Regions from separate parts of the Homo sapiens genome. Here region 1 is linked to region 2. A link is an interaction called in ENCODE POLR2A ChIA-PET data of the cell type or tissue named here. Cell type or tissue: HepG2. All regions are shown on one strand.

Evidence for each region. Peaks named below come from ENCODE experiments on the same cell type or tissue, not always from the same donor. Only the 100,000 strongest peaks of a DNase experiment are listed, where the experiment ranks them.
Region 1: POLR2A ChIA-PET joins it to region 2 with 6 read pairs; 1 of 35 experiments calls an interaction of 5 or more read pairs at or near these places.

Annotation. Positions count from the first base shown.
Region 1 is chr19:3,270,044-3,272,543 of GRCh38, forward strand. All of the region lies in intron 2 of CELF5 (CUGBP Elav-like family member 5), which reads left to right. Among named protein-coding and RNA genes, the nearest start is that of CELF5, 47 kb to the left of the region's middle. In HepG2, no CTCF peak of the experiment used is centred here; a DNase peak (open chromatin) is centred at 1,058; H3K27me3 peaks cover 706 bases.
Region 2 is chr19:2,671,869-2,674,368 of GRCh38, forward strand. The region is part of intron 1 of GNG7 (G protein subunit gamma 7); the gene reads right to left. Among named protein-coding and RNA genes, the nearest start is that of GNG7, 30 kb to the right of the region's middle. In HepG2, no CTCF peak of the experiment used is centred here; no DNase peak of the experiment used is centred here.

The DNA.
Region 1 (2,500 bases), 600 kb after region 2:
TACTCCAAAATTCACAGTGAATTTTCCATCTTCAGTGCAGGCCCAGGACAGCCTTTGGCTCTTCACTCTCCTCTACCCTCAGCTCTCCCAGCTCCAACCCTGACCCCATGGGAGAGTTTGTGTCTGGCTCTGTCTCCCGCTCCGCCAGGCTGGTGAAGGGTCCTTCCTGGAGTTCCAAAATTGAACTCAGCCTTGGGGGCCCCAGAACCAGAGAGTCATGGGGCACAGCAGGAATACTGCTGAAGAAACGGAGAGGAAGGGAAGGGTCAGGGAAGGGACGCAGCCATGGGGAGCCAGAGAAGGTGGAGGAGGGAGGGAGTGCACTCGGCAGAGACCTCGGTGGGACAGATGGAGAGAGGGAGCCGGGAGGAGGTGGGCAGAGCCAGATGGACGGGCAGGGGCGACAGGAGGGGTGGGGTGTGGGGAGACCCAGATCCCCGCCTGGCACGCCTCCTCCCGGCTCGGGCGGGCAGCGCGGGCAGGGCCCGCCTGGGCGTCGGGCGCAGGGCGCGCGGCGCGGGGCCCGAGCGTGCAGTGCGGCGGGTGCGCGCCTGTGCGCCCGGGGCGGCCGGGCGGGCGGGCGGCGGCACGTGGATGCCAGCCTGGCGCGCGTCTCCAGGCCGGTGGGTAAGGCGGGCGCCGGGCCGCGGGGTGGGGACGGCCGGGCCGCGGAGCTCGGCTTTAGAGTGGAGGCCTGGAGAGGAGGGGGCTACCCAACTGGCTTCACTGGACCAGACCAGGACCCCCTCTCCCCGGCCGACCCTCTCCCCGAGCTGACCCAGCGGTGGGGGGAAGGGACCTCCCAGTAGGAGGCGGAAGGTCCCAGGCTCTGTGGCGGGTGGGGAGATGGGGAGCAGGTACACCAGCCCCCCAACCCCAGAACAAGGTGGGGGTGGAGGGTTCGGTGATGGGGGCAGCTTCTCTCCCCGCGGCCGCCCCTCCCTCCCTCCCTCGTCCATCTCCAGAAGATTATATTTAAATATCTCTTTTGTGCAAGGCAGGAGCTGGGCTCGCCCCTAAGAGGCGGTTTCCATGGCAACAACAATTGCCAGCTTCCGTGTGGTGAATCAGCGTTGCCATGGCAACCCCATCCTCATCTGCCCAAGGTGCTGGGAGGGGGGAGGAGGTGAGGGCCAACGGAGGTGGGGTGGGAGGGGTGGGGGGAGCAGGAGTCTGGAGCTCCTGCAGGTGCCCCCCCATCTCTCCCCACCTCCCCTGGCACCCCCCCGCTTCCAGCCCAGAAGCTGGTCCCATCTGGTTGAAACCATCTCCCCTCCTGCCTCCAGCCTAGCAGGGTGTGGTACCCAGGTGGAAAGGGCCCCGGTGTGTATGCATGGGTGATGTGGGGTGGGAAAGGGGTCCAGCTGGCTGGGTGGGGGAAGAGCATGGAGGTTTTCCTCTCCTAGGTGATCAGGGTCCCTCTGAGGGTGCGGCTGGGCGGCAGGAAGGTTGGGCTGGGAGGATTGGGGGCACAGGATCAGGGAGGCAGGGGCCTCTTGGTTTCTGGGGCCCCAAAGACTGAGTTCAAATTGAGGAAAGCATATGTGCCCGGGACATACACTCAGGAAGGAGGGTGTCAGAATGGGAGAGGGTCTTAGAGAGGGGAGGGGACCCAGAGATGAGGAAGGGCCTCTGAAGCAGGAGAGGCTCAGCGAGAGGAGGGAAGCTGAGGGGGTGGGAGGTGGAAATCCAGAGGGGTCTCTGAGGAGGGGAGTGCAAAATAAGGGGTTGCTGAGGGTGGAAGAGTGGGCACGGAGCTGGAACGGGTCTTAGAGAAGGTGTCAGATCACGAGGGACAGAGCTCAGTGGGGAGACTTTGGGGGTCCCAAAATGGGGAGGAGGCATTATTTATGGCAGTGGGTGGACAGATCACTGAATCTGGAGTCCAGAAACTCTTCACTCACCATGGCCTTACACAAATAACTTCTCTCTTAGACAAATAACAGAAATCTCAATGTTGACATCTGTAGAAAGGGGTGAAAATTGCACCTCTCTCTGAAGCTTGTTGGGCAGCTATGCTGTGATTAGAAAACCTGGCATTTGGCCGGGTGCAGGGGCTCACGCCTGTAATCCCAGCAATTTGGGAGGCTGAGGTGGGCGGATCACGAACTCAGCAGATCGAGACCATCCTGGCCAACATGGTGAAACCCCATCTCTACTAAAAATACAAAAAAAATTAGCTGGGCGTATTGGTGCGTGCCTGTAGTCCCAGCTGCTTGGGAGGCTGAGGCTGGAGAATTGCTTGAACCCAGGAGGTGGAGGCTGCAGTAAGCCGAGATCACGTCACTGCATTCCAGCCTGGCAACAGAGTGAGAGTCCGTCCCAAGAAAAAAAAAGAAAAAAAGAAAAGAAAAAAAAGAAAACCTGGCACTTTTTCAAGCGTATTCTCTGCTGAAACTCAAAAGTCAGAAGATCAGAAAGAGCACTTTGGAACCCATAGGACTCAGGGGATGTGGGAATCTATTTCAAGTTTGTCTGACTTGGAAAAAGGTCTGAGAGT
Region 2 (2,500 bases):
GTGAAACCTCGTCTCTACTAAAAATACAAAAAATTAGCCGGGCGTGGCAGTGGGCACCTGTAGTCCCAGCTACTCGGGAGGCTGAGGCAGGAGAATGGCATGAACCCGGGAGGTGGAGCTTGCAGTGAGCCGAGATTGCGTCACTGCCCTCCAGCCTGGGTGACAGAGTGAGACTCCGTCTCAAAAAAAAAAAAAAAAAAAGATGGAGTCTCGCTCTCTCACCCAGTGGCGCAGTCTCAGCTCACTGCAACTGCTGCCTGCCAGGTTCAAGCAATTCTCCTGCCTCAGCCTCCCGAGTAGCTGGGACCACAGGCACCTGCCACCATACCCAGCTAATTGTATTTTCAGTAGAGACAGGGTTTTGCCATGTGGGCCAGGCTAACCTCAAGTCATCCTCCTGCCTCAGCCTCCCAAAGCACTGGGATTGCAGGCGTGAGCCACTGCACCTGGCCTATTTTTAAATATTTTGTAGAGATGGGGTCTCACTGTGTTGCCCAGGGTGGTCTAGAACTCCCAGCCTCAAGCAATCCTCCTGCTTCAGCCTCCCAAAGTGTTGGAATTACAGGTGTGACGCCCGATTTTTTTTTTTTTCTTTTGAGACAGAGTCTCACTCTGTCATCCAGGCTGGAGTGCAGTGGTGCGATCTCAGCTCGCTGCAAACCCTGCCTCCCATGTTGAAGCAATTCTCCTGCCTCAGCCTCCTGAGTAGCTGGGATTACAAGTGTGTGTCACCACACCGGCTAATTTTTGTATTTTTAGTAGAGATAGGGTTTCACCATGTTGGCCAGCTTGGTCTCAAACTCCTGGCCTCAAGTGATTTGCCCGCCTCGACCTCCCAAAGTGCTGGGATTACAGGTGTGAGCCACCGCGCCTGGTCTGTGACCCCTGATTTTTAAATGCTGGCAATAATTCAAAGTTTAAAGCCACTGGGTTCTACCTTGGCCAGGTGACCAATGTCAACACCACCAGTGTGGACGTCACGTGCCCCTGATGTGTTCTCCCCAGAGCCCTGAACCCCAGACTATTCAAGAGCAAACATCATGGAAACTCACGTTGGGGGACATTTTACAAAACTCCTGACGAGTCCTCCTCAAAACCACTAGGTTGGCCGGGTGCGGTGGTTCATGCCTGTAATCCCAGCACTTTGGGAGGCCGAGGCGGGCAGATCACAAGGTCAGGAGATCGAGACCATCCTGGCTAACACGGTGAAACCCCGTCTCTACTAAACAATACAAAAAATTAGCTGGGCGTGGCAGCGGGCGCCTGTAGTCCCAGCTACTCAGGAGGGTGAGCCAGGAGAATGGCCGTGAACCCGGGAGGCGGAGCTTGCAGCGAGCTGAGATAGCACCACTGCACTCCAGCCTGGGTGACAGAGCGAGATTCCATCTCAAAAAAAAAACAAAACAAAACAAAACAAAACAAAAAAAAACCCAGCAGGTCATCAAAACCAATGAGTCTGAGAAGTGTCCCAGCAGAGTGTAAGGAGATGTCGGGAGTCAATGGCATGTGGGTTCCTGGAAAAAACAAGAAAATGGAAATAAAGACCGGGCGCCGTGGCTCACGCCTGTAATCCCAGCACTTTGGGAGGCCGAGGCGGGCGGCTCACCTGAGGTCAGGAATTCGAGACCAGCCTGGCCAACATGGTGAACCCCTGCCTCTATTAAAAATACAAAAATTAGCCGTGCAGGGTGGCAGGCACCTGAAATCCCAGCTACTTGGGAGGCTGAGGCAGGAGGATCATTTGAACCCAGGAGGTGGAGGTTGCAGTGAGCCAAGATCACACCACTGGCACTCCAGCCTGGGTGAAAGAGCGAGACTCCATCTAAAAAAAAAAAAAAAGAAAGAAAGAAAGAAAGAAAAATAAAATGTAAATAAAGTGTGGAGTTGAGTTCGTGATAATGTATGGATACTGGTCTTTTTAGAAAATTTCTTTCTTTCTTTTTTTAGAGAGAGGGCCTTGTACTGCTTTTGTATATTTTAAACATACAATTGTGTATATTTCCAATATATTTCAGAGTTTTCTTAGGATACATTTGTGATAATTTGTTACACAGAATTAGCTAACTAATATAGGCTGTTTCCAAAATTCAAAACTACCCTAAAAGAAATCTGAGGCCAGGGACCGTGGCTCACGCCTGTAATCCCAGCACTTTGGGAGGCCAAGGTGGGCGGATCACCCAAGGTCAGGAGTTTGAGACCAGCCTGGCCAACGTGGTGAAACCCCATCTCCACTAAAAATATAAAAACTAGCCAGGTGTAGTGGCACCTTGCCTATAATCCCAGCTACTCCAGAGGCTGAGGCAAAAGAATTGCCTGAACCTGGGAGCCAGAGGTTGCGGTGAGCCGAGATCACCCCACTGCACTCTAGCCTGAGCAACAGAGTGAGACTCCATCTCAAAAACAAAACAAACAAGAAAAAAGAATCTGAAATATAATGGAAATACACACAATTGTATGTTTGAAATATACAAAAGCAGTACAATCCACTCTTGAAGGGAAT